7 separate regions of the Homo sapiens genome follow, and all the other regions are linked to region 1. The links are chromatin contacts, found by Hi-C or POLR2A ChIA-PET in ENCODE. All regions are on one chromosome and are shown on one strand. The core of a region is the stretch at or near the end of the contact, and the rest is flanking DNA. Distances in the headings are between cores, read along the strand shown.

Evidence for each region. Hi-C counts contacts between places; a loop is a spot of excess contacts on that map. ChIA-PET counts read pairs that join two places held with the same protein, here RNA polymerase II (POLR2A). Pooled maps may share reads with other maps.
Region 2: a loop to region 1 is called in a pooled map, with 5 times the contacts of the local background. The contact joins the promoter of GANAB here to the promoter of STIP1 in region 1. A Hi-C loop is called at or near these places in 4 of 50 pooled maps. POLR2A ChIA-PET finds 5 or more read pairs at or near these places in 2 of 52 experiments (A673 and activated T-cell).
Region 3: a pooled map shows a loop between it and region 1 (8-fold over the local background). The contact joins the promoter of CSKMT here to the promoter of STIP1 in region 1. A Hi-C loop is called at or near these places in 5 of 50 pooled maps. POLR2A ChIA-PET finds 5 or more read pairs at or near these places in 3 of 52 experiments (GM12878, HCT116 and activated T-cell).
Region 4: a loop to region 1 is called in a pooled map, with 10 times the contacts of the local background. The contact joins the promoter of GNG3 here to the promoter of STIP1 in region 1. A Hi-C loop is called at or near these places in 8 of 50 pooled maps. POLR2A ChIA-PET finds 5 or more read pairs at or near these places in 3 of 52 experiments (IMR-90 and activated T-cell).
Region 5: a map of PC-3 shows a loop between it and region 1 (9-fold over the local background). The contact joins the promoter of HNRNPUL2 here to the promoter of STIP1 in region 1. A Hi-C loop is called at or near these places in 1 of 168 maps with a recorded cell type or tissue (PC-3), 1 of 37 single-sample maps with no recorded cell type and 9 of 50 pooled maps. POLR2A ChIA-PET finds 5 or more read pairs at or near these places in 4 of 52 experiments (CD4-positive, alpha-beta T cell, MCF 10A, WTC11 and 1 more).
Region 6: a pooled map shows a loop between it and region 1 (11-fold over the local background). The contact joins the promoter of ZBTB3 here to the promoter of STIP1 in region 1. A Hi-C loop is called at or near these places in 6 of 50 pooled maps. POLR2A ChIA-PET finds 5 or more read pairs at or near these places in 4 of 52 experiments (HepG2, MCF 10A, WTC11 and 1 more).
Region 7: a loop to region 1 is called in a pooled map, with 9 times the contacts of the local background. The contact joins the promoter of TAF6L here to the promoter of STIP1 in region 1. A Hi-C loop is called at or near these places in 1 of 37 single-sample maps with no recorded cell type and 6 of 50 pooled maps. POLR2A ChIA-PET finds 5 or more read pairs at or near these places in 5 of 52 experiments (H1, HepG2, OCI-LY7 and 2 more).

What each region holds. Positions count from the first base shown.
Region 1 is chr11:64,184,188-64,188,332 of GRCh38, reverse strand. STIP1 (stress induced phosphoprotein 1) reads right to left here and starts at 2,162. Exons shown (of 14, transcript NM_006819.3): 1 at 2,063-2,162. The coding sequence starts at 2,071. It overlaps LOC124902686 (a long non-coding RNA gene), which reads left to right and starts at 2,652. Exons shown (of 2, transcript XR_007062712.1): 1 at 2,652-4,145. RefSeq lists silencers at 1,950-2,009, 2,710-2,849 and enhancers at 2,970-3,039, 3,663-4,145.
Region 2 is chr11:62,644,699-62,648,843 of GRCh38, reverse strand. GANAB (glucosidase II alpha subunit) reads left to right here and starts at 2,231. Exons shown (of 24, transcript NM_198334.3): 1 at 2,231-2,282. The coding sequence starts at 2,245. INTS5 (integrator complex subunit 5) reads left to right here. Exons shown (of 2, transcript NM_030628.2): 2 at 1-1,996. The coding sequence ends at 1,824. RefSeq lists a silencer at 2,060-2,139 and enhancers at 2,750-2,909, 3,225-4,032.
Region 3 is chr11:62,662,863-62,667,007 of GRCh38, reverse strand. CSKMT (citrate synthase lysine methyltransferase) reads right to left here and starts at 1,696. Exons shown (of 3, transcript NM_001043229.2): 1 at 1,676-1,696; 2 at 1,062-1,361; 3 at 1-612. The coding sequence starts at 1,128. It overlaps LBHD1 (LBH domain containing 1), which reads left to right. Exons shown (of 7, transcript NM_024099.5): 5 at 2,035-2,159; 6 at 3,675-3,772; 7 at 3,849-4,145. The coding sequence ends at 3,879. It overlaps C11orf98 (chromosome 11 open reading frame 98), which reads left to right and starts at 1,798. Exons shown (of 4, transcript NM_001286086.2): 1 at 1,798-1,877; 2 at 2,035-2,159; 3 at 3,675-3,772; 4 at 3,849-4,145. The coding sequence starts at 1,839. The coding sequence ends at 3,958. It overlaps SNORA57 (small nucleolar RNA, H/ACA box 57), which reads right to left and starts at 1,586; the gene lies at 1,438-1,586. RefSeq lists enhancers at 349-448, 469-518, 569-678, 1,349-1,578.
Region 4 is chr11:62,706,426-62,710,570 of GRCh38, reverse strand. It overlaps GNG3 (G protein subunit gamma 3), which reads right to left and starts at 2,895. Exons shown (of 3, transcript NM_012202.5): 1 at 2,656-2,895; 2 at 2,177-2,276; 3 at 1,370-1,893. The coding sequence starts at 2,275. The coding sequence ends at 1,765. It overlaps BSCL2 (BSCL2 lipid droplet biogenesis associated, seipin), which reads left to right and starts at 3,147. Exons shown (of 11, transcript NM_001122955.4): 1 at 3,147-3,462. The coding sequence starts at 3,376. HNRNPUL2-BSCL2 (HNRNPUL2-BSCL2 readthrough (NMD candidate)) reads left to right here. Exons shown (of 24, transcript NR_037946.1): 14 at 3,247-3,462. RefSeq lists enhancers at 474-1,113, 1,244-2,443, 3,763-4,145 and a silencer at 4,104-4,145.
Region 5 is chr11:62,725,266-62,729,410 of GRCh38, reverse strand. HNRNPUL2 (heterogeneous nuclear ribonucleoprotein U like 2) reads left to right here and starts at 1,954. Exons shown (of 14, transcript NM_001079559.3): 1 at 1,954-2,792. The coding sequence starts at 2,255. It overlaps TTC9C (tetratricopeptide repeat domain 9C), which reads right to left and starts at 925. Exons shown (of 3, transcript NM_173810.4): 1 at 325-925. The coding sequence starts at 562. HNRNPUL2-BSCL2 (HNRNPUL2-BSCL2 readthrough (NMD candidate)) reads left to right here and starts at 2,027. Exons shown (of 24, transcript NR_037946.1): 1 at 2,027-2,792. RefSeq lists enhancers at 544-653, 1,044-1,243, 1,494-1,543 and silencers at 1,804-1,963, 2,134-2,513.
Region 6 is chr11:62,752,140-62,756,284 of GRCh38, reverse strand. ZBTB3 (zinc finger and BTB domain containing 3) reads left to right here and starts at 2,125. Exons shown (of 2, transcript NM_001370809.1): 1 at 2,125-2,321; 2 at 2,570-4,145. The coding sequence starts at 2,621. RefSeq lists enhancers at 837-1,714, 2,595-3,472.
Region 7 is chr11:62,769,220-62,773,364 of GRCh38, reverse strand. It overlaps TAF6L (TATA-box binding protein associated factor 6 like), which reads right to left and starts at 1,969. Exons shown (of 11, transcript NM_006473.4): 1 at 1,875-1,969. It also overlaps a transcript of TMEM223 not described here. RefSeq lists enhancers at 1,380-1,519, 3,682-3,731 and a silencer at 1,710-2,119.

The sequences.
Region 1 (4,145 bases), core at 913-3,412:
TCACTCTGTCACCCAGGCTAGAGTGCAGTGGCGTGATCACAGCTCACTGCAACCTACGCCTCCCGGGTTGAAGCAATTCTCCTATCTCAGCCTCTCCAATAGCTGGGATTACAGGCCTGCGCCATGACCCGCTAATTTTTGTACTTTTAGTAGAGAGGGGGTTTCACCATGTTGGCCAGGCTGGTGTAGAACTCCTGACCTCAGGTGATTCGCCCACCTTGGCCTCCCAAAGTGCTAGGATTATAAGCGTGAGCCACTGCGCCCAGCCGAGATCCTTTTTTTTTTTTTTTTTTTTGAGACGGAGTCTCGCTCTGTGGCCCAGGCTGGAGGGAGACGGAGTCTCGCTCTATGGCCCAGGCTGGAGTGCAGTGGCGCAATCTCGGCTCACTGCAAGCTGCCCCCAGGGTTCACGTCATTCTCCTGCCTCAGCCTCCCGAGTAGCTGGGACTACAGGCTCCCGCCACCACGCCCGGCTAATTTTTCTTCTGTATTTTTAGTAGAGACGGGGTTTCACTGTGCTAGCCAGGATGGTCTCGATCTCCTGACCTCGTGATCCGCCTGCCTCGGCCTCCCAAAGTGCTGGGATTACAGGCTGAGCCACGGTGCCCGGCCCCAGATCCTTTCTTAAAGGTAAAAGAGCAACGTCTTATTCCAGAAATCTTTTCCTCACCTATACTACAGCCCATTTAACCCTAGATACAACTGAAATATTATATGGGCACAAAAAAGTTTACTAACTTCATTTCCACTCTTTTTAATACAGCAAGGAAGCTCGAGCTTTGCCTAAAGCAGCAACTGCTACAAGAGACCAAAGGCTCAGCTCTGTAGCTCACACCAAAAAAAGGATGGTAGTCACTAGTCCATCGAGATGTCTTATTTAAGGGGAGAGTGTGGGCGATCTTAGTTTTATGGCCCTGAAGTAAGAACCAGATACCAGGTATAGTTTCAGAATTGTCACCCCCAAGTGTTATGGGCCCGGAGCGAAGACAGTAGTACTCCCGAGCGGGAGGATGATTTCTCGGAGGTTGGTAGAGGTTTCTTGGAGGTTGTTTTGTCCTTTTTCTTCCGATGAATCATTACAGCTCAATGACAGCTTCAAATCGAACAAAACCTCTAGGCCTTTCATAACCGCAAGCTACTGAGGACATAACCAAGTCACTGAAAGGAAGCAGCAACCGCTTCAAACTCGGCCCCTCAAATGCTCAGTAGAGGCCCATAACTTCCAGCGGTTGATCTCTGTAAATTGTCTACAACCACCCCCGGGTCGTCAGAAACCCATCTTTCAGACCCACCTTTCGGAAGTGTTGGTCCTCGGTCACTCGACAATCACACACACAAGCATACAAAAAGAGGGGGAGGGGCCGCAATACATTTGTAAAACACTGTCAGAGATGGAATTCGTCCCAAGGACTTTTGCGGCACCCTTCCCTTTCCCGCATCAGGTAGAGTCGGTCTGTCGCTCCTCAGACCCCCGCTCAACGCTCTCCCACCCTGACCTTCTCAGATGTAGAAGAGTAACATTTGCCCCAACTGCATCCCAGGCTGCTAAGATCCTCGGCTACTCCCAGTGTATCCCCGTCCCCGCTCCCTGGATCCGTCCAAGTTCCTCGTGGCTAAGTCCCGAGCGGTTTCTCCGTCGGCCGTCTGAGATCTCCCGGAGGGCTACCTCGCGGGTGCGGACCCCGGCCCCCGGCCCACCTCCACCCCGCCCCCTGCGGCCCGCACCCTCCCCAACATGGCCCGCAGCCGCCCCCTCGGGACGCCTTCAGGGCCCGGTCGCGACCCCTCTTCCCGCCGCCGGCCGGACTCACCCAAGCTGTGGCCTCCGCCGGGCCCTCCTCGCCCAACCAGGGGGCGATGGGCGCTCCCCGCGGCCGGCCTCGCTAAAGATCCCGCTCCCGCCCGCCGCCCGCGGCCCTCACCTCCCCGCCGCCGCCCCGTCCGGCCCCAGCGCCGAGCTCCGGTCTCCTGGATCCGGCGCCCGCCCCGCCCCCCTACCGCGGCCTGGCCACCGCCGGTCCCCGAGCAGGCTCGGGGCCTCAGCCCGCCCCTCCCCCTTCACCTGCTCCATAGCGCAGCGCGGTCCGGAACCCCGTTGAATCGAATCCGTCCGCTCCGCGTTCCCAACCGCACGCGCCGCCTTCTGGAACCTACTAGAAGCTACCGGGACCCCGGCTCCCGCCCCTTCCTCGCCTGCTCACTGGTCGAGTTCTTCTAGGGGGAATGTCTGTGCTGCTCTACTATTGGCTTGAGGTCCAGCCCATCATCTCCACTTCCTTCTCATTGGACAGCGGGGAGTAATTCCCTCAACCCTGCCTCCCCCGCACCTCAGGATTGGGCGCTCCTCTATAAACCCACCCATCTCAGGCTCCACGAATGGAGGGAGGAGCGAACTTCTGCGACACGGATTGGTCTTTTGCACTGCCAATCGTAGCCGCGCTGGCCGCGCCCATTGGTTCTGATCGTTCTGGAAATTTCCACCTCTCCCATTGGGCTGCCGGACTCCATGTCGGAACCGCCTTCAGAATGAGAGCGATTCCAATTGGGCGGAGGGTTGCCAACTCTTTGCGCTGATTGGTTTAAATCGCTGCCCTTCAAAAGGCCGGGTTTCGCCCCGCCCCTGATATATGGGAGTACCGGCTGCAGTCGGGGTCTGTAGCTGTGTCGCCGGCGGCTGCGGGGCCTCTGGGTTGCTTTCCCTCTCGCTCCCGAGTGCCGCGAGTTCCAGGCGGTCCCCGGGATCGCCAGCGGCACAGGGCCCCAGCCCTTCGCCCGCGCATCGGGATGGGGGTCCTAGCCGGTGGGAGCTGCCTGTCCCTCGAGCGCCAGCTACCCGCGTTGTCCAGCGCTCCGGCCTCGGCCCGGCCCTCCTGCCTCCTGGCTGTTAGGTTCTGAATGTTCCGGAAATGCCACGTGACCGCGAGGGCGCTTGGGCTTGGGCTGGACAGGCCGGGGATCTCACCGCGGCGGGCCCGGCTGTCCCGCTTGGGCGTCCTCAGTGGAACCGCACACCCTTTCTCAGCGCGCCGGTCGTTTGGTCCTGTAGGGCCGAGGGGAATTCGTGCGGTGTTGAGCACGCGGGAAGCACTTAACGAAAGGGAGCTGCCCCTCAGCCCTCGTGAGTCCGATGTAAAGGAGTGAAGGAGACGAAGAACTGAATCAGTAGTTGACCGCCTGTGAGCTGGCGAGCTGTGCCCTGGTAGGGCCTTAAATCCCAGCCCCAGAAGTCGGAGGCAGGGCAGGCACCCCAAAGCGTGGAAGAGATGCACCTGCGGAGTGAAAATGCTGCTATTGCTTCTAGGGTCAGCCTTGGTTCCTGGAACAAAGGAGCCGCATGACTCGGGTCTGGCGATGATGTTGGGCTCTGCAGTGTCCTCATCCTTCCCCCTCTCTGGGTAATGATATCTTCCCAGGGTTTAAAGTGTGTCCTCTCTGCCAGTAGCTTGTCTCCACAGCCTCATCTTTAATTCCACCTGCCCCACCCATTTTGGACACTGCAGCCAAGTTGCAGCAGATCCGCAAACCTGGTAATCCCTCACTTGAAAGTGCTGGAGGCTTTAGGATGGGGTTCAGGGCCTGTGCAATCTAACCGCCTGCTTTTTTTTTTTTTTTTTTTTTTTTTTTTTTGAGACGGAGTCGAATCTCACTGTCTCCCAGGCTGGAGTGCAGTGGCGCCATCACAGCTCATTGCAGCCTCAACCTCCTGAGCTCAAGCCATCCTCCCACCTCAGCCTCCCAAGTACCTGGGGTTACAGGCAAGCACCATTACGCCTAGCTAATTTTTCTGGGTTTTTTTTTTTTGTTTTTTTTTTTGTATAGATGGATTTCGCCATGTTGTCCAGGCTGGTCTTAAACTCTCGCTCTGTCTCCCAGGCTAGAGTGCAGTGGGGCAATCTCGGCTCCCTGCAACCTCTGCCTCCTGGGTTCAAGCAATTATCCTGCCTCAGCCTACCAGTTAGCTGGGATTACATGTGTGCGCCACCGCGCCCGGCTAATTTTTTTATTTTTAGTAGAGGCGGGGTTTCACCATGTTGACCAGGCTGGTCTCAAGACTACTGACCTCAAGTGATCCCCCCCCCCCCCCGCCTCGGCCTCCCAAAGTGCTGGGATTACAGACGTGAGCCACCGTGCCCAGCGGTTTTGCA
Region 2 (4,145 bases), core at 982-3,481, 1.5 Mb after region 1:
ACAGCTATGCCTGCTTCGGTCATTACCACCCAGGGCCTGGCTGTGCCAGACACCGTGCGTGAGGCTTGTGACCGGCTAATCCAGCTGCTGCTGCTGCACCTGCAAAAACTGGTTCATCACCGGGGAGGGTCTCCTGGGGAAGGGGTGCTAGGCCCGCCCCCACCTCCCCGCTTGGTGCCCTTTTTAGATGCGCTCAAAAACCATGTTGGAGAGCTGTGTGGAGAGACGTTACGATTGGAACGGAAGCGCTTCCTCTGGCAGCACCAGCTCTTGGGCCTGCTGTCTGTCTATACCCGGCCTAGCTGTGGACCTGAGGCCTTGGGCCATCTGCTGAGCCGAGCCCGAAGCCCTGAAGAGTTGAGTTTGGCCACCCAGTTATATGCAGGGCTAGTGGTCAGCCTCTCTGGCCTCCTGCCCCTGGCTTTCCGAAGCTGTCTGGCTCGGGTGCATGCAGGGACATTACAGCCTCCCTTCACGGCCCGGTTCCTGCGCAACTTGGCACTGCTAGTAGGGTGGGAACAGCAGGGTGGCGAGGGCCCTGCAGCCCTAGGGGCGCACTTTGGGGAATCTGCCTCAGCCCATCTGTCTGACCTGGCTCCTCTCCTGCTACATCCTGAGGAGGAAGTAGCTGAAGCTGCTGCCTCTCTCCTGGCCATTTGTCCCTTTCCTTCTGAAGCCTTATCCCCCTCCCAGCTCCTGGGACTGGTAAGGGCTGGGGTGCACCGCTTCTTTGCCTCTCTGAGGCTGCATGGACCCCCAGGTGTGGCCTCAGCCTGTCAGCTTCTCACCCGCCTGTCTCAGACATCCCCAGCTGGGCTCAAGGCTGTCCTGCAGCTGCTGGTTGAAGGAGCCTTACATCGAGGCAACACAGAACTGTTTGGTGGGCAAGTAGATGGGGACAATGAGACTCTCTCAGTTGTTTCAGCTTCTTTGGCTTCTGCCTCCCTGTTGGACACTAACCGGAGGCACACTGCAGCTGTGCCAGGTCCTGGAGGGATTTGGTCAGTTTTCCATGCTGGAGTCATCGGCCGTGGCTTAAAGCCACCCAAGTTTGTCCAGTCACGAAATCAGCAGGAAGTGATCTATAACACCCAGAGCCTCCTCAGCCTCCTGGTTCACTGCTGCAGTGCCCCAGGGGGCACTGAATGTGGGGAATGCTGGGGGGCACCCATCTTGAGTCCAGAGGCAGCCAAAGCAGTGGCAGTGACCTTGGTGGAGAGTGTGTGTCCCGATGCAGCTGGTGCAGAGCTGGCCTGGCCCCCCGAGGAACACGCCCGGGCCACCGTGGAGCGGGATCTCCGCATTGGCCGGCGCTTCCGCGAACAGCCCCTGCTCTTTGAGCTGTTAAAGCTGGTAGCAGCTGCACCCCCAGCCCTGTGCTACTGTTCCGTGCTGCTTCGGGGGCTGCTGGCCGCCCTCTTGGGCCATTGGGAAGCCTCTCGCCACCCTGACACGACCCACTCCCCCTGGCACCTGGAGGCATCCTGCACCTTAGTGGCTGTCATGGCTGAGGGAAGCCTCCTGCCTCCGGCCCTGGGTAATATGCATGAAGTATTTAGCCAACTGGCACCTTTCGAGGTGCGTCTGCTGCTGCTCAGTGTCTGGGGTTTTCTCCGGGAGCATGGGCCCTTGCCTCAGAAGTTCATCTTCCAATCAGAGCGGGGTCGCTTCATTCGGGACTTCTCCAGGGAGGGTGGAGGTGAGGGTGGACCCCATCTGGCTGTGCTGCACAGTGTCCTCCACCGCAACATCGACCGCCTAGGTCTTTTCTCTGGCCGTTTCCAGGCACCTTCACCGTCCACTCTCCTTCGACAGGGGACGTAGCCTTTTCTTGCTCTGGAAGCCCAGGGAGGTTGAGCAGTGAGAGAGGGAAGGGACTAACGTGCTCCGGAAGGGTGGAGGTTTCTCTTCTAAGTCCTTGGTCTAAAGAGCGCTGTCACTTTTTTCTCTCCCACTTTTTTTTTTCTAAATAAAATTTGCCAACTTGAGAAAACCAGTCCAGTGCTTCTGTCATGCTGAGAGCGTGCAAAGTCTGACAGCGCCTGGCTCTGGACGTTCCCGCCCCTGGCCTGAAGCCCCGCCCCCTGCGATAATTTGGAGTGCGCACTCTACCAATGAGACAGCTGCCCGGCGGCGCTCAGGTCGAACCAATCATAAGGCCGGAAGGGGCGGGAACTAGGATACGTGGCTGAGCGCGCGCGATGGGGCGGGAGGTTTGGGGTCAAGGAGCAAACTCTGCACAAGATGGCGGCGGTAGCGGCAGTGGCGGCGCGTAGGAGGCGGTGAGGAGCCCGGAATCTGGGGGCGCGCCCGGGACGCCCCCAGATCCCCCAAGTCCCATTCCACTCCTTCCTGTGTGTCTCTTGACACTCTGCCACCCCCGGCCTCGTGAGGAACCTTTGTTCCTCTGGAGGCGGCCTCAGACGCCTCCGGTCTCCCCGTGGTAGATCCGAGCGACGCTGGGGGCCTTGCCTGTGGGGCTCCGGGCTCCCGCCCGGCGGTTTAGTAAAGCCACAGCTGTGCGTCTTTCTTGGTCTTGGCCGCTCTCAGCCGCCGCCCTCCTTTGGCTGCTTGCGGCGGTCAACGTCGCCGCCCCCTTCCTGCAGTGCGCGGGGTCGTCGGGGCGGGGGAAAAGATGCGGCCTGGCCTCGGGGAATGCAGCCTGCGGCCCCGCGGCCCCTCGGCTGAGCTGGAAGCACCGGGCCAGCAGTTAAGCCTGTACTACCCTTCTGGCTCTACCCTGTAGAGCTCCGAATCCTCCTCTGCCCTTGTCTTCACGTGAGCACCAGCTCTGGCTTAGTTCAGTGTCCACGGTCGCTGGGCACGGCCCAGGGTCCAGTAAGCTCACGGCGTGGATGGTGTTGCTCAAACACAACATGTAATCGAATGGCTTGGTCCACGCTCTCGGGTTTATATTACTGGGGAAAAAAAAAGATTCGAAACATATCACCAGTGCCACAAATGTTTACTAGGACCTAACGGATATACTGGGGTGGGGTAGGCGTGTACTCTCCAAAGCGATGAAGAAAGCGTGGATCATAAACTCAGTTCCCTCGGAGCCTGTGATCTGAAACAATAAATGCGTGCAACTTGCCCTGCAGCTTATTCCTGACTTTGGCCTATGAACACCTCTCTTGGGGTGGTCAAGGCCGCCGTGAATTCCTTAGGGCCCTCCAACAGGTCATATCTGAAAGATGCTTTAGGAATCCTATCTCCATTGGCATCTTTCCGAACCAATTTTACAGACTGTGCAAATAGGGCCCCAGAGGGTATTTAACTCACTGTACGTCTTTTTTTTTTTTTTTTGAGAGACAGAGTCTCGCTCTGTTGCCCAGGCTGGAGTGCAGTGGCGAGATCTCGGCTCACTGCAAGCTCCGCCTCCTGGGTTCACGCCATTCTCCTGCCTCAGCCTCCCGAGTAGCTGGGACTACAGGCACCCGCCACCACGCCTGGCTATTTTTTTGTATTTTTAGTAGAGACGGGGTTTCACTATGTTGGTGAGGATGATCTCGATCTCTTGACCTCGTGATCCACCCGCCTCGGCCTCCCAAAGTGCTGGGATTACAGGCGTGAGCCACCGCGCCCGGCCTCAACTCACTGTACTTCTATTTACTGCTGCTTTTGGCAGGTGGACGTGGGTCAGTGGCCAAGAGTGCCTGTTGCAGTCACTCAGGTCACTCACTGCAGGACCTGTGCCGCATGCCTTGCTATGGAGTTTTGTGGTAGCATTTATTCTGCTTGGCCTATTAAACCACAGTGCCTAGTGTTTTCTTCATTTTTCTGTCTGGCCTGCTGTGGAACAGTTGTTTCGTACATTCCTCTGGAGCTGGAGGAGAGTCCTGTGATGAGATCATAGTACACTCTGTGATCTCATTTCTGGTAATTTTCTTTTAGCTTTCAAGCAGATGCTGAAGCTAATGCTAGATAACTAGATACAATGTGTATAATAGACCCTGTCTTTAGTTACCTTATTATAGGTTGTCAAATTTTATTTATTTATTTATTTGTTTGTTTACTTATTGAAACAGGGTCTCGCTCTGTTGCCTAGGATGGAGTGCAGGGGTGCAATCTCGGCTTACTCCAGCTTCCACCTCCCGAGTTCAAGCGATTCTCCTGCCTCATCCTCCCGAGTCCTGGGATTACAG
Region 3 (4,145 bases), core at 447-2,946, 1.5 Mb after region 1:
TGAACGGGCCTAGCTCCTGCACAGTCACAGTCCAGCCATAGGACCCTTGTTCCAGGCAGGGCAGTCGCACATCAGGGTCCTCATCTGAGAACTGAATCAGGGTCCCCTGAGGGTTTAGAACCCTCAAGCATTCTGATAGAAGCTGGTAAGCCCTAGGCAGACCTCCCCGGGCAACAGCATCCCATGTGCCTTTGTCCAGCAGTAGTTGGAAAGAGCCTGAAGAAGCCACAGCCCCCAGGTTCTGAGCATCGGCGTGCATGAAGTGGAGGCTTGAGGCAGGGTGTCCAGGGCATAGAGGTGTTTGGCCTGGGCCACCCTCCAGGAGGCTATTCATGTGGGCCACAGCCACAGGAGAAAAGTCCACCCCCAGCACATCCACTGGGTGTGGAGATTTGGTGTAGAGGCCTGTACATAGGCTGGAAGTCCCACAGCCCACATCCAGCACTCGCAGAGGACTGGCAGCCTGTGCCTCCTGCAGCAATGGCAGTAGGAGCCCCTGGACTTCGTCGTATCCAAAGAACCAGTCGAAGGTGGGGACAGTGCCCAAACGAGGCTGGGCATGCAGCCGATCCCAGAGACAGCGGTCCGCCAGGCAACTATCAGCCAGTGAGCCTGTGGGCACGGTTGGAGGGTGTCACTTGGTCTATGTCGCCACTGCAAAAACGTCGTATATACACACTGGCGTCTTTTTTTTTTTTGAGACAGGGTCTCACTCTGTGACCCAGGGTTGAGTACAGTAGCACAATGATGGCTCACTGAAGCCTCCACCTCAGCCTCCTGAGTAGCTAGGACTATAGGCGCCATCGTGCCCGGTTAATTTTTTTTGTAGACAGGGTCTCGCTATGTTGCCCTAGGTTGGTCTCGAACTCCTGGGCCAAGCGATCTGCCCGCCTCGGCCTGGCAAAGTGTTAGCATTACAGCCGTGAGCCACCACGCACGGCCCACCGTAGGGTTTGAGAATCACAATTTCAGGGACTACACTCCTGACTCACGAGGAACCCACCTTACCCTCCCCACTCTGCCCCCACCTTGCCCTCTCCACTCTGCCCCCACCTCCCTACCCGCAAAGGGGCGGCACGTCCCCATCATCAGGCTCGGCAAGTGGAGCATTCGACGCAGCGCGGCCATCTGGAGATTCGGGTAAGTTCGACCAGAGAAGCTTATGTGAAGCGTCCACCCTACTCCAGCCGGAGAGGCCTGAGGTCCAGGGGAAGATCTGCAAATTCCGCGTAGCGAAAGGCGGCGTACAGCTTCCCCGAACTCTGCAGTCCCGGAAAAAAGAACGCGGACACAGACTATGGTAGGAACGGCCTTTATTGGCTGCAGCGGGAAGTGGAGGAGGGTATACAGCGTCCGCAGACCTGAAATCAAATGAGAAAGTGTGAGCACCCCGATGGAGGAGCCAGCTGGATCTCGGTTGTCCTTCTCCGAGATTCCCGGTGTCCCGGCGTTTGAGGATAGAACCAGCGGATGGGAAGCCGCCAGCACCGAAGACATGACGCCGAGGGGGCCAGAGCCCTTTCCCTCTTCCTCCGTACATTACGGGGAGCGGCACCACAAGCCCGATCCCCGCCAAGAAAAGGAGGGTCCTGAGACCCCGCCCAGAGCCTTCCACCCGGCACCCCCACCACTCCCGGCCGCCCAATCTGGCTACTACAGCTAAAACCACACTTACTAGCTCACCACCCTCCGAAAGGCCTCCCGCACCGCGGAGCTCCTTTATATAGCCCGAGGACCCGCCCCCGAGTTGCGATTGGCCCGCGGAAGGCCGGGGCGGAGCCCCGCGGATCCGGCGCTGAGCGGAAGTACGGACCGTGAACTGGAGTGGAATCGCGACTATGGGAGCTCCGGGGGGAAAGATCAACCGGCCCCGAACGGTGACTGTGTGGGGGCCGCGACTTTGTTTCCTCAAGCGTTCCTGAGCCCTTTTATCTCGCACGAGATGGGATCAGTGAGGGGCCGGGGCTGCCTGGTGGAGGGGCCCCGGGTCGCGGCGAGCCCACTCCATCTGATTCGCATCTTTCTCCCCGGCAGGAGCTGAAGAAGAAGCTGTTCAAACGCCGGCGGGTGTTGAATCGGGAGCGGCGTCTGAGGCACCGGGTGGTCGGGGCTGTGATAGACCAAGGGCTGATCACGCGGCACCACCTCAAGAAGCGGGCGTAAGTACTAGACCCTCTTCCTGTTGGTCGTCCCCACCGAGTCTTCCTTCCTCCCTGCAGAGCTCCGGAGCAGCTTCACCTCTCAGCTCACCTTGTGCACTGACGCTTATGCGGGGAATGTCTGTCGGCTGTTAGTTCCTAAGCTCTGATAGCCTCTCACAATACCTGTAGCAGACAACCTTTCTTTGGGTTTTGGATTCTGTTAAGAATCTCAGGAAAGCCGGGGATGGTGGCTCATACCTGTAATCCCAGCACTTTGGGGGGCTGAGGTGGGCGGATCACCTGAGGTCGGGAGTTCGAGACCAGCCTGACCAACATGGTGAAACCCCGTTTTTGCTAAAAATACAAAAATTAGCCAGGCGTTGTGGCCGGCACCTGTAGTCCCAGCTACACGGGAGGCTGAGGCAGGAGAATTGCTTGAACCTGGGAGGCGGAGGTTGCAGTGAGCCGAGATCACGCCACTGCACTCCAGCCTGGGCCACAGAGTGAGACTCCGTCTCAAAAAAAAAAAAAAAAAAAAAAGAATATCAGGAAATCTGTTGGCTCTCCATTCTCCAAGTAATGTTATACATTCACACAGATTTTTATAAGTAAACTTATTTTTACATACAGAAAAGTGCACACATAGGCGCATAAAACTCGAAGAATTTTCCCAAAGGCACTCATAGGATTTCACTTGTAAGTTTCAAGGCCTCCTGTGTCTTGAGGAAGAGTTCCCATCCCATTAATTACTTTCTGTGTCCTTTTTTTTTTTTTTTTTTTTTTTCCTCTTTTTTGAGACAGAGTCTCCCTCTGTTGCCCAGGCTGGAGTGAAGTGGCATGATCTCGGCTCACTGCAACCCCTGCCTCCTGGGTTTAAGCTATTCTCTTGCCTCAGCCTCCCGAGTAGCTGGGATTACAGGTGCTCCCCACTGCACCCGGCTAATTTTTGTATTTTTAGTAGAGACGGGGTTTCACCATGTTGGCCAGGCTGGTCTTGAACTCCTGACCTCAGGTGATCCGCCCACCTCAGCCTCCCAAAGTGTTGGGATTACAGGCATAAGCCACCGCCCCCGATCTATGTCCTTTCATTAGCTTCTTCAATGTAAATATTTAGGGTTTCTATTACTATTTATATTATATTTATTTAATACTTTTCCTTTTTTTTTTTTTTTTGAGACGGAGTCTCGCTTTGTCGCCCAGGCTGGAGTGCAGTGGCGCGATCTCGGCTCACTGCAAGCTCCGCCTTCTGGGTTCACGCCATTCTCCTGCCGCAGCCTCCCGAGTAGCTGGGACTACAGGCGCCCGCCACTGCGCCCAGCTAATGTTTTGTATTTTTAGTAGAGACAGGGTTTCACCGTGGTCTCGATCTCCTGACCTCGTGATCCAGCCGCCTCGGCCTCCCAAAGTGCTGGGATTACAGGCGTGAGCCACTGCGCCCAGCCTATTTAATACTTTTTCTATAGCCAGAACTATTTGTGTGACCTCAGTTGGTTCAGGTTAACCTAGCTCTCTTTATTTCCACTTACCCATCAGGTCCAGTGCACGTGCCAACATTACACTGTCAGGGAAGAAGCGCAGAAAACTCCTCCAGCAGATCCGGCTTGCCCAGAAAGAGAAGACAGCCATGGAAGGTGAGGCTGGGACAGAGGTGGGTGAGGGGAATCCTGGATTTATTTGGGATAATACTTCCTTCTTCCCTTTACTCAGTGGAAGCCCCTTCAAAGCCAGCCAGGACTAGTGAACCACAGCTCAAAAGGCAAAAGAAGACAAAAGCCCCCCAGGATGTAGAAATGAAGGACCTTGAAGATGAGAGCTAAACCTCTTCCACTAGAAGATTCTCAACTGGAGCCAGCCTTCAGACTCAGTGGTTGTTTCAGAGGACTTTGACAAAAGCAAGGCCCCTTTTCACTCTCCAGATTTCCTCCTACCTAATGGCCTACTGACCTCCCCTAGAGGGATGTCTTTGGGAGGGAAGAAGGTACAGAAGAAAGATTGGAGAAGGGC
Region 4 (4,145 bases), core at 1,646-4,145, 1.5 Mb after region 1:
GGTGATAACAACCTTTCTTCCTTTGGTTTCCTTTATCCACTTTGCTGTCTTCTGTGCAAAGATACCTGGAAGCTGGAGGTAATGAGCTGTCCCTACTATTTCAAAGCAGCCTCCCTTCCCGAAGTATATCCAGGCACAAAACAGGAGCCAGCCTAGGCTTTTCCTGGGGAGGATGCGTCCCTGAGTTTAGGGGACCTCTAGCAGGAGCACACGTACTGGGATTGTTACGTTCTTTGTCTTGTCCCTGGTCCCATCTCGCCTCTGTGCACCCTTGGAAGGAAAAGATTCTAGGAGGCATTCTGGTGTTCGTAAACCTCCGCCATGTTTGAGTCCTGGAGATGACCATGACATGTTAAGCCTTAAGTTTGGTCCCTGCCCAGACAGCATGCTGGACTTTTGCAAGGCACATTAGGGGTGCGGCCACTGCTTTCTGGCTGCTGTGGCTGAATCGGCCTGAGGGGAAAATGAAAGCAAAAACAAGCCCCAGTTCTACTAGGAAACCCAAACTGAGCAACTTCAGGCTTATCCAGCTCCTGGGAAGACCAGGAAGCAACTGAGGAGCGGTGCACCGAGACGGACAGGGTCGGGGGTTAACCCCCTGCCGCTAATATTTCCGCTCCAAAGGGAGCCTCTCCTTTCTTGGCAAAATGTAGAAACCTAGATTCCCTCGCAAGATCCACGCGACCAGCGTCGGCCACGCTGTACTTCCTGGGGTCCCCTTGTTTAGTGATTCTTCGTTATGGCCGCCCGTGTGCCTTCGACTCAATCGGGAGGACACCGAAATCCAGATTTCGGGGTTGCAGGGCGCGGGCCCCGGCTTGGTTAGGGCAGGGGCAGCCATTTTGAGACCAGAAGAGGGCGGAAGGGACCATATTGAGAACGCCGGTTGCCTGGGGGCCGCCATTTTAAGAGAAGCCCTGTACGGTAAACTCCGTGACGTGGGGGCTGCCATGTTGGTACGGCCATCTTGGAATGGGAGTGGCTGTGGGCGCAGCCATCTTAGGTATAAAATCGGCTCCAGTCGCGGTAACTGAAGCCAAGCTCCGCCCCTACCCTCCTAAGAGTTCCTCTGCTGTACGACTGCACTCCCGCACCCTCCCCTAAATCCCCCCTCTTCGGCCTGTTTACCTTTTAACTTGGCTTCGTTGCACGTTTGTGTGTGTGTGTTTGCTCTTCGCAGCCTCTTGAGCGTCTTTTGTACTTAATTCTTACACTGTGGACGCTCTCTCGCGCCCGCCATCCCCCGACCCCTCTGATCTCCGATCCTTGACGATGTCTAGCCTGCATTGATTGGCCCTTTTCCCTGGGTATGGCAGATCTATTGCTTGATGATCCTCTCCCCCCAAGAATTCTAACACAGGAGCTGTCCTGAGGCTCTGGATGACTTTATTCTTCAAATGGCTTTACCCTCCCAGTAGCTCCAGGTGAGACTGAGAGCAAGAACCTGGCCCATCCCTCTCCATTGTCTGAGCAGGTCACCGAGGGAAGCGGGCAGGACGCGCTGGCAGAGTCTGACGGGGCCCTGCTGTGGGTGGAGCAAAGGGTGCCTCATATCTCTGGGGTGCTTGGGGTCGGCCACAAAGGTGGTAGGAAATGGGGTCGACAGATAGGTGAGGGTGGGCCTTGTGCTTCAGATAACCTCACATGGTCAGGCAAGGGTTAGGGATGGGATGCAAGGAGCCTAAGGGGCTCACAACAATTACTGACCTAAGGAAGGGCCCAGGAGAGGGAAAAGGGAGGAGTTGTGAGAAGGGACAGGGGAGCTCAGAGGAGAGCACAGAAGAACTTCTTCTCCCGGAAGGGGTTCTCCGAAGTGGGCACAGGGGTGATGAGGGGATCCTCACAGGCGTGGGCATCACAGTAAGTCATCAGGTCTGCTGCTGCCTTGGACACCTGGGACACAGCCAGGAAGGGTATTGTTAGCCAGGACCTCTGAAGGGGACTGCAGCCTCCCTCCCCAAATGGGTTCTCTTTTGCCATCTCCAGGGCTCCTTACGACTTGTCTTCTCCCTCATCCCCCCCAGAGGCCTGGGGACAGCTCTCTCTACAGAGCCCCAGACTCCTCCCCTGACCTCAGGGAGTGAAGGAAAGAACGCATCTCTTATCTTGAGCTTTGGGAACCTGCAGCACAGCACAGCCTGGCCAACTAATGGGAGCCAGCCAGGGTCCCACCTACCTTTATCCGACACAAGCTGGCTTCAATCTTAAGCTGTTCCACCATCTTGCGTGCTTGCCCAATACTCATAGTGCTGTTCACCGGGGTCTCACCTTTCATCCTGGAAAAAAGAGGGACCTCTCAGAGCACAGTCTCAGCTGGAGGCCCCCCTCCATGCTCACTCCACACCAACCTTTACAAGGCTGTGGTCATACCCCAATATTTTGTTCCCCTCCTATCCTCCTCCTCCTCCTCCAGTGGACTGTCTCATCCCTGTATTCCTCATGGAAAAAAATAGGGTGGGATGAGGTGCTCCCCAAACTCCCTCATGGCCTGGGCCACAGATCATTAAACCTTACACAAATGATTTAAGGCTTTTCAGCCCTTCAAACCATGTGTGTTCCCAGCTCTGAAGACCTCAACCAACCCTGATGAGGAGGGCACATCACCCCTGTCTGCTCCAGTGAGCCCCAACAGGAGAAAAACAGGCCATTACTTACCTGAAGCCACAAGCGGCAGTAGCAGCCCTGGGTGTAGGGTCAGTGGAGGGTACCAAAACCTTCTGCCTGAAATGGGTGCCCCACCCAGTAGGGAGTTGCAGCTGAAAGTATCTGATGCAGAAGCAGTGACTATACGAAAGGAGGCCCCTGGGGAGGGCCAGGCCAGAGGTCTGGTCTCAGTTTCTGCAGCTCAAGCACTGTCTGGATGGCTGGTACCTGAAGGATGAAGGATGCTAGAAGGAGCTGCTCAGATCCTGGAGCATACCAACTGCCTGGCCAGTGGGGGAGCCTAGCTGCCTGCATCCCTGCGCACACCCCCACTGTCGCTAGTTCACTGCCTGCCCCTCCCCCATTGCAGGCATCCTGACTCTGGGCTAGAGACCTCCCCAACAGAGCTGAGGCCAAGGCCGACTCCCCCTCTCAAATGGCGTGGTCTGGGCCTATGACGGCCCCTGCAGTGGAGTCTGTACTGGCTGCGGGGGACCCTGCTCATTTGAAAATCTGACATCAGCTGGGCAGTCGCCCCCCTCCTCCTTTCCTCCCTCTACTCTGACACAGCACTTAGCACCTGAATCTTCGTTTCTCTCCCAGGGACCCTCCATTTTCCATATCCAGGAAAATGTGATGCGCCACAGGTATCAGCGTCTGGATCGCCACTTCACGTTTTAGCCACAAGTGACTCAGTGGAAGATCCAGAGTCAACAGAGGCTCGTCAGGAAGATGTCTACAGAAAAGGTAGACCAAAAGGAGGAAGCTGGGGAAAAAGAGGTGTGCGGAGACCAGATCAAAGGACCGGACAAAGAGGAGGTAGGGGCCCTTGTGGGGACAGTCAGCAGAAATATACTGGAAATAGGTGGGCTGGCGTGAAGGGGGCGGGGGGATGGATTGGTTTTAAGAATTTCATTCATTTTGAATAGATTACTTCCCACGCCCGCAGCAGTGTGCAAAGATGTACACAACACTGGCCTTGCCTCTGAAGGACTTTATCTGGGGTGATTAGACGTCTACAAAATAGAAGACTGCCAAAAGCTAGTCTAGATAATGTGCTGTGGGGACTCTGAGGGAGAGTGTATCCAGTTAGGGTCAGAGGAGGTCCACAATGCTACCACGCTGGGAACAGGGCACTAATCTGCCTGCGCAACAACGCAAGAGGCCCAGGTTGCCGCAAACTGCAACATGCTCTAGGCGAATGCCCCCGCCTTAGATGCCTACAGGTCCTAGGAGCTGTGGGCGATAAAAATCAGCGCCAGCTGGATGACCGCCTCACTCGGCCGCTTCGCGGGTGAAATGGCCTGTGGTGAAGGTGTGCACGGAGGGCTGTGATTGCAGTCTCAAGGGAGAGCCGAGCGGAGGCTGCAGTCAGCGCATCCCCTGGGGCACATCTTGGGGCCTGCAGGGAGGCAGGCGTCTTTCCCCTTTGGTCACGGTAACCGGAGGGAAACCTGCCGCAGAGAGAGCCAGTGGCGAGCGCAAGGAGACAGCGACCTCGC
Region 5 (4,145 bases), core at 705-3,204, 1.5 Mb after region 1:
AAATAAAATAAAATAAAATAAAATAAAATAAAATAAAAAAATAAAGAAATGCAAACTGATAGGCCCCACGTCAGACCCATCCGAATCTCTGGGGATGGGGCCGAGGAGGTTGTGTTTTAACAGACTCTCCAGGTGAAGTCTGAGAAGCCCTGCTCTATGGCAACTTAATTACAGCCGCACAGATTGACAGGTTATTCCAATTCATGGCAGAATAAATGGATGACAGTAAAAAAAAAAAAAAGTCAGCGTTTTTTCCCCCAATGTTCACAGATGTTCATGTTCCTGTCTTAATGCTCTCTAGCCACCCTTTAGCCCCGTTCTTACCAGCTAGATTGTTATAGCAGTCTGTCTGGGTGGTATGCAATATGTTTTCTTGTTCAGGCGTGAGGGCCGGGCCCTGAGGTCCGAGATTAGGTAACGGAGAGGGCAGACTCGGATCCAGACCCCGCAGCTGAAGCAGAGCTCGATGGTACCTACTCACAGCATCTCGGTACTTCCCTTCCCGGTAGCGCTGGTTCCCTTCCTCCTTGTACAGCTGAGCCTCCTGCAGACGCTTCTCCATAACTGTCGCCCACGGTTCTTGCGGAACTGGGAAGTGAAGGAGCAAGTGAAGCTCTGGGGTTGGGAGCAAAATAACTGACAGTAGCAGCCAATTTAAGGAGGCAGGAAATTACCCTTCTTCCTGGAGAGTCCCCCCACAGGGACCTGCGGTTTGCTTGTTTCTACTGAAAGCCCCACCTCTCCTTTCTGCAGTCTTTTTCTCAAGAAGTGCAGGCAAGTAGTAAGGAAAGGGATGTGGGAATAATGAAGCCCAACATTAAGTGACTTCCTAAAGAGGCGATGTGGGGGTGGATGAGACTTTCCGAAGAACTCAAGCAAGGCCCTACTCAGGAATTGTTGCGGGCGTGAGAACGCCTGGGACACTGGCTTCCGCCTTTCTATTGGACCCGCCCCCCCCCGACCTGGAAGTAGAAGGGAGTGGGCGGGACTAGTGCTAAAACTCCAGAGGGCTTCAAGCAATTCTAACTCTTCTTCCTTATTCAACATTTATTTGTTGACGTCAATAAATAAACTGGGAAGCCGAGGTGAACCACCAGCGACACTGAGGTGTCCACATAAGCGTCACAGCTGCAAGCCCACCCGGCGCCGTGACCAGTTCCTCGCCCTCTGCAGATGCCCAAACCTGGAAGTCTCCTGGGCTTCGGTTTACCAGCAGGAGCAAGGAGAGGAAAGGGTCAGAGATGCGTACAGTTTGGTATCTTGAGGGTCGCGCGCATTGCGCCACACCACCCAATCAGAAGAGGCTCCGGAAAAATAATCCCGCAGAAACGACCCCGCCTCCTCAGCGGACCAACCTGGGAAAAAAAAAAAAAAAAAATTCCCCTGGCAGCTTCGCCAATTGGAAAAATCCGGACGATCACGGATGACCAATCGGAACGGCAAATGACGATTCAAGTTGTCCAATAAGAGAAAAAGGGCGGGTTCAAGGGCCTCTGTTGCTGGGTAGAAGTTGAGGCGTTGAGGAAAAAGGAGGGCCCGGATTACAGTATTTCTTCGTTCTGGGGAGCCCTTTTGCTTCCTAGCCAGAAAAACAATTGCTACTAGGCTTACATGTTGCAACACATTCTCTAATGACTTTTTTTTTGTCGTTACTGCTGCAAGCACAGACAGTAGGGAAAAGAGGCTAGCGACCCCTAAAACGCCACAGCAAATGGAAGTCAGACGGAAGTAAGGGTGGTGGGAGGGGCATGGCATCGGGGAGCTCCGGGCGGCTGCGCAGAACTCCCCGGCTGGAAGTACTGAAAGACCGGCGCGCACACGCTTCCGTGCTACGAGGCACTTGAGCTGCAGCCAGCCTTGCCCGTCTTGGACTCCACTGCGGCTGCGCGATAAAAGCACCGGCGGCGATTGGCCCGGGGGCGCCAGAGGGCGGGAGGAAGCGGGAGGAACTCCGTCGTCCTCCGCGCGCGCCTGCCCGCGGCTGGGGAACCAAGGGCCTGGAGGGGAAACAGCTCCCTGCTGCGTTGTTTTGGGCTCCGTGAGCCGAAAGGGGGAGGGGAGACGAAGGAGAAGCAAACACTGCGCAGCGGGACCGTGCGCGGCCTCCGCTCCTGCGTGCGTGCGCTCGCTCGCGCGGGCTCAGTGCTGGCGCGTGAGGCGGAGGCGGGCGGCGGCGGCGGCGCCTGCGCGGTCGGACTCGGTCGACGGTTCGCAGGGGAGGAGGCGGCGGGAGGCGGAGGAGGCGGCGGCGGCGATGGAGGTGAAGCGGCTGAAAGTGACCGAGCTGCGGTCGGAGCTGCAGCGGCGGGGCCTGGACTCGCGCGGCCTCAAGGTGGATCTGGCGCAGCGGCTGCAGGAGGCGCTGGACGCCGAGATGCTCGAGGACGAGGCCGGCGGCGGCGGGGCCGGGCCCGGCGGGGCCTGCAAGGCGGAGCCTCGGCCTGTGGCCGCGTCGGGCGGCGGCCCGGGCGGGGACGAGGAGGAGGACGAAGAGGAGGAGGAGGAGGACGAGGAGGCGCTGCTTGAGGACGAGGACGAGGAGCCACCCCCTGCTCAAGCCTTGGGTCAGGCCGCGCAGCCGCCGCCGGAGCCCCCGGAGGCGGCAGCCATGGAGGCCGCGGCCGAGCCAGATGCTTCCGAGAAGCCGGCGGAGGCCACGGCCGGGTCAGGCGGGGTAAATGGTGGCGAAGAGCAGGGCCTCGGCAAGAGGGAGGAAGACGAACCCGAGGAGCGGAGCGGGGACGAGACGCCGGGATCCGAGGTGCCGGGTGACAAGGCCGCCGAGGAACAGGGTGAGGAGCTGGCAGCCGAGCCCGGCTCCAACCTGCCGGCTGCGCCCCTGATCTAGCACCCCGCCCTGCACCGCAGGGTCCGAGTCCTTGTTCTCGCTTGCCTCAAAGTGCCATTTGATGGAACTCCTTTCATTCTCTACCCACCTTTCTGAGGGGTTAGGCCGCCTCTCGTGGCCCTACTCTTTGCAGGAGGAAGGTTCCTGCCTAACTTGGTTCCTTGGTGATAGTGGATGGCAGTGAGTGATTTTGCATGCGAACTACTTGTGAGCTACCTGTGGAACAGTCTCCCACGGTGCTTGTTATATTTTTCTTAGCTGAGAAAGTGCTAAGCAATTGGGGATTACACGGAGAACTAGGCCCACAGTTAGAGGGTCAGGTCTTTGGGCTACCTGACCTAACTTTTTCGCCGTAAAAATGTTAAGCAAAAATCGAAGTCCGTCAAAGTCCGTTCCATTAAAAGCATGTTACCAGAGCTTGAGCCACAGAGAATCTGAAAATCCAACCTTGCTCCTCTTTGAGCTGTAAGGGAGAGCCTCTAGTGTAACAGTGTCGAGTTTAATAGTTAACCAGTGAAGAGAAAAATCTTAATCTAGTTCATTTAGAGTTAGTTAACGTTACTTGGCTAGGGTTTTTATCTTGCTTGGATTATGATTAAATTTTAATTGTCCCACTGAGTCCGTGGATAGGCATATTTGTAGATTTGCTGAACACCTGGTGCTAGTCTTTTACGTTTCAGGTCCCTCGGTTCCTGAATGGTAATGACTGAGGTGCTGTTGGGTCCGTTGAGTAACCTTGTGGAAGAGGTGTGTTGTAGAATCGCCCCAGGGAGTTAGTGACCTTTCTCCTTTCTTTTGAAGTGATTGGATGGTTAGAACTGATCCATAACAGTGTGTGTCCGAGTAGGGAGGATAAGTCTTACTATAAAGTGGGTGGCCTCAGTTCTTTTGTTAGTAATATTTTTAGGCCACTATGGAGAGTCATGGTATAATCGGAACCCATTGTACAACAATCACATGCAACTTGCAGATTGTTTGTCCTGTGTCCCGGAGCAAAAATCCCATTACATAACCTTTGACTTATGTATATCCCAAAGAGCAGATAAAAAAATAATTGAAGGATAGGCTGGGGGTGGTGGCTCACGCCTGTAATCCTGGCACTTTGGGAGGCCAGGCGGGTGGATCACCTGAGGTCAGGAGTTTGAGACCAGCCTGGTCAACATGGTGAAACCCCTGTCTCTAGTAAAAATACAAAATATTAGCCGGGCGTGATGGCGGGTGCCGGTAATCCCAGCTTCTTGGGAGGCTGAGGCGGGAGAATGGCTTGAACCCGGGAGGCGGAGGTTGCGGTGAGCTG
Region 6 (4,145 bases), core at 876-3,375, 1.4 Mb after region 1:
TTTATATATTTATATTTACATATATGTATATATAAAAACATATATATATTTTTTGAGATGGATTCTCCTGCCTCAGCCTCCCAAGTAGCTGGGATTATAGGTGCCAAGCTAATTTTTATATTTTTATTATTATTATTTATTTATTCTTTTTTTTTTTGAGATGGAATTTCACTCTTGTTGCCCAGGCTGGAGTGCAACGGCACGATCTCGGCTCACTACAACCTCCGCCCCCCAAGTTCAAGTGATTCTCCCGTCTCAGCCTCCCAAGTAGCTGAGATTACAGACATGCGCCACCACACCCTGCTAATTTTTGTACTTTTAATAGAGACAGGGTTTCTCCATGTTGGTCAGGCTGGTCTCGAACTCTCGACCTCAGGTGATCCACCTGCCTCGGACTCCCAAAGTGCTGGGATTACAGGCATGAGCCACTGTGCCCGGCCCATTTCTTAGTTTTAATTCCTATACAGTAAATATTGTATGGCTTGTAAGAATGAACACAGTGTCTTGAAGAGGCATGATCTCAAGCTAAGGCCAACATATCCTGAATGTATGTAGCACAAGTTTGTTGTATAGATGAACTCTCCCTAATTCTGGTTAGGTCTGATCGGAGGGCCTGACTGCAGAATAAAGTAGAGATGCTTAGGGTGGTGGGTGAAGGAGTGAGGATTAGGGCACCGAGTTTACTCCTCTAGTAACACTACCTGGGTCAGACGGGGCAGTTATCAGTGACTCCCAACTTATAGCCTTTTCCTCTGGGTGTGTAGAGACTCTCAAAGATTTCTTCAGTAGACACGGTTTTTGCTTCTTCTCTCCTGTCCTGGGACATTTTATGATCCTGACCCCATTCTTACCCTTCCTACCAGCACCTGCTCAGCACGCTCTGGAAACAAAGAACACTCTATCCTCTCACTGTAAATTGACTGTAGAGTCCAGGCTAGGGACACCACGACATCATCCCTGTAGCTGCTAGTTCTTTCATGCCATCACTGAGCCGGGAGCCCCGGAAACTTAGCTTGGAGGAGTGGAGCAGTAGGGCATCTTAAAATGTTTTTTTGTTTGTTTGTTTTAGATGGAGTTTTGCTCTGTCTCCCAGGCTGGAGTGCAGTGGCGCTATCTTGGCTCACTGCAACCTCTGCCTCCTGGGTTCAAGAGATTCTCCTGCCTCAGCCTCCCTAGAAGCTGGGATTTCAGGCACGCGCCACCATGCCCAGCTGATTTTTGTATTTTTAGTAGAGATGGGGTTTCACTATGTTGGCCAGGCTGCTCTTGAACTCCGGACCTCAAGTGATCTGCCCGTCTCAGCCTCCCAAACTGCTGGGATTAAAGGCGTGAGCCACCGAACCCGGCAAATCTTAGAATTTTTGAGAGGAAGGGACCTTCAAGAGACAAACGCAGTTCAGGGACGTGGGGCTATTGCCCACAGTCACCAGTTGGTTCTCTTTTTTTGGGGGGGTGGGGGGATAGGGTCTTACTCTGTCGCCCAGGCTGGAGTGCAGTGGCACGATCTTGACTCACTGCAACCTCCGCCTCCCGGGTTCAAGTGATTCTCCTGCTTCAGCCTCCCCAGTAGCTGGGATTACAGGCGCGCGCCCCCAAGACCTGCTAATTTTTGTATTTTTAGTAGAGACGGGGTTTCAGCATGTTGGCCAGGCTGGTATCGAACTCCTGACCCCAAGTGATCCGCCCTCCTCGGCCTCCCAGAGTCCTGGGATTACAGGCGTGAAGCACTGCGCCTGGCCTAGTTGGTTCTCTTTTTCCCTGTCAGCCTGTAGCGGGAGTGGCTTGCTGTCAGCTCGGGTCCGACACTGCAGGGTTCCCGACCTCCAGCCTCGCCAGGAGAGCGCCGCGTTCAGCGACTCGGAGCCGGGTACCTCCTGCCTGCTGGATTAGGTAGAAGGAGAAGCTCAGCCAATCCTGAGGGCTCGGAGGCAAGGAAGGCGGGACGAAGAGGAAAAGTTGAGGACAGGAGCGTCACCCAATCCAACGCCTGACTGCAAAAGCGATGGCGGCGAGCACCCAATTGTAGACGGCAGTTAGAGGGAGGATGGTTAGTGGAGAGCGGACCAATCCGTGACAGGGGAGGGCAATCTTAAGCCAATTAAAGCTGAGAAGGTGGGAAGGGGCGGAGCTCGCCCTGTGGCTGCTCGGTGGTGGGTGAGGTATCAGCTTTCTCCGCTAGTTCCCACCCTGGTAGTCCTTAGCCCCTGGAATGCGTGAGGGAGATGCTTAGGGAGTTCTCGAAGTGGGGCGTAGAGGCATCGCCTGGCAAGGCCTGGGAGCGAAAAAGATCTCTACTTCGTGGAGCCGTTGGACGCTACCGGGTGGGCATCAAGGAAGCGGAGGGTGGCTAAGGGGCGGGACTTCCGGGGGCAGGGCTTATCGGACGGGGGTGGGGCCTGTTCTAAGGTTAGGCCGAGGTGGGCGGAGCTAATGGGAGAGCTTTGGGTGTGACCTAGGAGAAAGAAGGGCAGTAACTTAAGCGATTGTTTTGGAGTGGCAAGTGATAGTTAAGGGCTGATAAGGTTGCTGGGGAGGTTACCTGTCTTAACTCACTGCCCTTTTTTCTCAGGGAGCCACTGGTGGGGACCTTTTTTGGGCCCCCTTTCCTTCGTGGGGTACTATGGAGTTCCCAGAACACAGTCAGCAGCTGCTGCAGAGCCTCCGGGAGCAGCGGTCCCAGGGTTTCCTTTGTGACTGCACCGTGATGGTGGGTAGTACCCAGTTCTTGGCCCATCGGGCTGTGCTGGCCTCCTGCAGCCCATTCTTCCAGCTTTTCTACAAGGAGCGGGAATTGGACAAGAGGGATCTGGTGTGTATTCACAATGAAATTGTCACAGCCCCAGCCTTTGGGCTGCTTCTGGACTTTATGTATGCTGGCCAGCTGACCCTGAGAGGGGATACCCCTGTGGAGGATGTGCTGGCAGCTGCCAGCTACTTGCACATGAATGACATCGTCAAGGTGTGTAAGCGGCGGCTTCAAGCCCGGGCCCTGGCAGAGGCAGACAGTACCAAGAAGGAGGAGGAAACCAACTCACAGCTTCCTAGTTTGGAGTTTTTGTCTAGTACTTCCCGTGGCACCCAACCTTCGTTGGCATCTGCTGAGACATCAGGCCACTGGGGCAAAGGGGAATGGAAAGGCTCTGCTGCTCCCTCACCTACTGTCCGTCCTCCAGATGAGCCACCAATGTCTAGTGGGGCTGACACTACACAGCCTGGCATGGAGGTTGACGCACCACATCTGCGGGCACCTCATCCACCAGTGGCTGATGTCTCTCTTGCCAGCCCTAGTAGCTCCACTGAGACCATTCCTACAAACTACTTCTCTTCTGGCATCTCAGCAGTTTCATTGGAGCCACTGCCATCTCTTGATGTGGGTCCTGAGAGTCTGAGGGTGGTGGAACCAAAGGATCCTGGAGGACCACTGCAAGGCTTCTATCCCCCAGCCTCAGCCCCAACGTCAGCCCCAGCCCCTGTCTCAGCTCCAGTTCCATCCCAGGCTCCAGCCCCAGCTGAAGCTGAGCTGGTCCAGGTGAAAGTTGAAGCTATTGTGATCTCTGATGAAGAGACTGATGTGTCAGATGAACAGCCTCAGGGTCCTGAGAGAGCTTTCCCATCTGGAGGAGCAGTGTATGGGGCACAGCCCTCCCAGCCAGAGGCTTTTGAAGACCCAGGGGCAGCAGGACTGGAGGAGGTGGGGCCAAGTGACCACTTCCTGCCAACAGACCCTCATCTACCCTACCATCTGCTGCCAGGTGCAGGGCAGTATCATCGAGGACTGGTGACCTCACCTCTGCCTGCACCCGCATCCCTGCATGAGCCACTTTACCTGTCTTCTGAGTACGAAGCAGCTCCAGGAAGCTTTGGGGTTTTTACTGAGGATGTTCCCACCTGCAAGACATGTGGGAAGACCTTCTCATGCTCTTACACACTACGGCGACATGCCACGGTGCACACACGTGAGCGACCCTATGAGTGCCGCTACTGCCTGCGGAGCTACACGCAGTCAGGGGACCTCTACCGCCACATCCGCAAGGCTCACAATGAGGACCTGGCCAAACGCAGCAAACCAGATCCAGAAGTGGGACCCCTTCTAGGGGTGCAGCCTCTCCCTGGCTCCCCAACAGCAGACAGACAGAGCAGCAGTG
Region 7 (4,145 bases), core at 720-3,219, 1.4 Mb after region 1:
ACCAGCCTGGACAATATGGTGAAACCTCGTCTCTACTAAAAATACAAAAATTAGCTAGGCATGGTGGTCCGCGCCTGTAGTCCCAGCTACTCCGGAGGCTGAGGCAGGAGAATTGCTTGAACCCGGGAGGTGGAGGTTGTAGTGAGCCAAGATCGCACCACTGCACTCCAGCCTGGGCGACAGAGCAAGACTCCATCTCAAAAAAAAAAAAATTTGTAATTATAGGCCAGGCATGGTGGCTCACGCCTGTAATCCCAGCACTTTGGGAGGCCGAAGCTGGTGGATCACGAGGTCAGGAGATGAAGACCATCCTGGCTAACACGGTGAAACCCTGTCTCTACTAAAAATACAAAAAATTACCCAGGAGGCTGAGGCAGGAGAATCACTTGAACCCAGGAGGCAGAGGCTGCAGTGAGCCGAGATTGCACCACTGCACTCCAGCCTGGATGACAGAGCTAAACTCAGTCTCAAAAAAAACACAAAACAAAAAACAAAAACAAACAAAAAAAAAAGATCTTCTAAAAGAAAGAAAGAAGAACTATTCTTTTTTTTTTTTTTTGGAGATGATGTCTGATGTCTCACTCTGTCACCCAGGCTGGAGTGCAGTGGCTTGATCTCGGCTCACTAAAACCTCCGCTTCCCGAGTAGCTGGGATTACAGGCCTGTGCCGCCACACCTGGCTAATTTTTGTATTTTTAGTAGGGATGGAGTTTCGCCATGGTAGCCAAGCTGGTCTGGAACTCCTGACCTCAGGTGATCCGCCCACCTCGGCCTCCAAAGTGCTGAAATTACAGGCGTGAGAGCCACCGCACCTGGCCCGACGAGCTTTTTTTTTTTTTTTGGAGACACAGTCTCGCTCTGTCACCCAGGCTGGAGTACAGTGGCGTGATCTCGGCTCACTACAACCTCTGCCTCCCTGGTTCAAGCAATTCTCCTGCCTCAGCCTCCCGAGTAGCTAGGACTACAGGCATACGCCGCCATGCCCAGCTAATTTTTTGTATTTTTAGTAGAGACGAGGTTTCACCGTGTTGCCCAGGCTGGCCTCGAACTCCTGAGCTCAGGCAATCCAGGTGCCTCGGCCTCCCAAAGTGCTAGGATTACAGGCGTGAGCCACCGCGCCCGGCCACGAATAGCACTGTACTATGCCTGAGACACAGCTAAGTGCTTTATATGGATTACTTCACTATATTCTCAATAATAAGATATTATTATGTATTTCGTCTATTTCACAGGCAAGGAAATCAAACCTCAGAGGCTAAATGTTCCATGACTTCTCCAAGATCATGAAGTAAGCACTGAGTAAGTAGGGAGGGGGAGCAAGGACTCAACCCCTTGCTCCTAATCTTTACTCTATACCGCATTCAGGAGCCGCCAGCTGTATGGGGAACAAGGCCTGGATCCCACCCCAAAGACATGGATTGGAGACCCACCCCTTGGTGACCCTAGACCCGCCAATAGATCGTTGTGAAGCTGCAGTTTCCCTATCTGTAAAATGGGAGCATTTAGTCCACCAGCGCGAAAGGCACGGAGGGAGTTTCCCTATTATATGACCGTACACGAAATCTAGACTGTGACCAAAGTCTCCCGCTCCTCAGCCTCCTCTCCTCCGCATCCTCAGCCACTAGTCACGCTGGAGAGGAGGCGTGGGAACTGACCTCCGCGGGCCGGGCCTCGGCAACGCGCATCCTCCCACCCGGCCTAGCCCAGCCCAGATCGGGGAGGGGGTGCGCGGGGGGAGGAGGTCAGGGGTCACTGAACTTGGGTCACGTGGTCAGCCAAGGGGGCGGGCCCTCGCGGTGCGGGCTCCAAGACTGGTGAGTAAGCAGTCGGCGTCGGGAATGGGGAGTCCTTGGACCAGAGCAAGGCCTGCTCACCTGAAGACCCCGGCGTGGCGAAGGCTGCTACCGAGACGACGGCGGCGGGGGCGGTGGCGGCGGCGCCCACTCACGAGCTCACACTCATTCCCTCTCCCGGGGCCCCGGCCCCGCCCTCCCCAATACAGCCAGTCGGCGGGCGCCTTGGAAAGTTTCCGGCCCTCCAGGAGGCTTCCTGGCTCTTGATTGGCCAGTGTGAACAGACTGTAGAGACCGGCGGTCACGTGACGCTGAAGATTCCCGCTTCTTAAAGCAACCTCTCTTGCTACGTTTGCGAGTAGGTGTGTATTGTTTTAACACACGTTTAATAAGCATATTTTATTTTTTTTACCACCACAATAGTAACGAGGAAATAAACAGTCTCAAAGACAGCGTCTTGATTTTCTTTGTCTTGTTTGCTCGCGAGTTTCTGAGCACCCGCATTTTCGCGACTGCAGCAAAGCTTTAGATTTTGGTGTCTGGCTTAGTTTTCCTGCCCGGCCTACCTCCCCAACATCACATGCCACTTCCCCTTCCTGAAGGGATAGATGGGGCTCTCGGTAGGTGTTCTCGGCAGGCAGAAGGGACTTCTGACCCGGCCGAACATCCCGTGCAAGCTCCGGACTCCAGGGTTCTGCTCTTTCTGCACCTACTTCGCATTCTCCCCACGCCTGTGAACCAAATACAAGCCCTGGCCTACCTCGCCTTGCATGACCGTTGGACACGCACACTGACAGCTCTCTTTCTCCAACTCCCACTGCAATAGCAGCTACTTGGGCAGTTCTTAATTGATAAGCAGTGGGCTTAGTGAGTAAAGGATGGTATTTGGAATCAGACCGACCTGGGTTAAAATTCTGACACTGCCTTTGGGCAAATTACCTAATATGGAGTAATAATGCGCACTTCACAGGGTTGTTGTAAATTAATGTCTGTGAGAGTCCCTGGCAGAGTTGGAGGTTAAACTTCTTTCCCGGCCGGGCGCGGTGGCTCACGCCTGTAATCCCAACATTTTGAGAGGCCGAGGCGGGGGATCACCTGGGGTCGGGAGTTCAAGACCAGCCTGATCAACATGGAGAAAAATCCATCTCAACTAAAAATACAAAATTAGCCGGGTGTGTTGGCACATGCCTGTAATCGCAGCTACTCGGGAGGCTGAGGCAGGAGAATTGCTTGAACCCGGGAGGCGGAGGTTGTGGTGAGCCGAGATCGCGCCACTGCACTCCAACCTGGCCAACAAGAGTGAATCTCCGTCTCAAAAAAAAAAGAGAGAAACTTTCTTTCCCTCACATGTCACAAGGCATACAGTGAATTCCTTTAAGTTCACCCAAGATGGGGTAGTTTGCACTGAGTGAACTGTGGGAACATTCTGCAAGGGAGCATGAATGTACACATTTTTTCTCTTTCCCCCTCTCAGGGTTAGATGCTGCTGCCGCTGGAAAAGAAAATCCCCTGGGACCCGAGCTGGCAAAGCCAGATGGATGCGACTGTGGTTGCCATGGCAACCCCACCTAAGGAGAATGTGACCCTGCTGAGTCTCTTCCACTCATATTCAGAACCATATTAGAAGTGGTTTCAAGTGTCTGCCCACCTGTGCGTTAAGGGAAAGAGAGAGGGCGCTCTCCTCTAAGGTCTGACTGAGCCTGAAGTCAGCTTAGCCAGACCTGGGCAGCTGGCTGACCTCCTTGCTTAGGTTTACTGTTCTGGACAGCCATCAGCAACCTTGGAGACACTAGAAGATGGGAGGGAGACCGGGACTGCCCGGGACCTATTAGATGTAGTGAACCTGTATCCAACCTGTCTGGAGCTCATTTGCTCCCAATCTGAGTGGAGGCAGGAACCAGGGAAGGCAGTAGTGAGACCTCCATGGCCACAGATGGGAGAAAGGTGGCTCGCTCCACACACCCAATGCCTGGCAAGAACTATGATGGCTTTGGTGTCAGACTTTTTTTCTTTTTTCCTTTTTTTGAGACGGAGTAACACCCTGTTGCCCAGGCTGGAGTGCAGTGGCGCAATCTTGGCTCACTACAACCTCCACCTCCCAGGTTCAAATGATTCTCCTGCCTCAACCTCCCAAGTAGCTGGGATTACAGGCACTTGCCACTACCACCAGCTAATTTTTGTGTTTTTAGTAGAGACAGGGTTTTCACCATGTTGGCTAGGCTGGTCTCCAACTCCTGACCTTGTGATCCACCCGCCTCTGCCTCCCAAAGTGCTGGGATTACAGGCATGAGCCACTGTGCCTGGTCAAAGTCAGACTGTTTTTATTCATTTATTTTTATTTTTATTTATTTT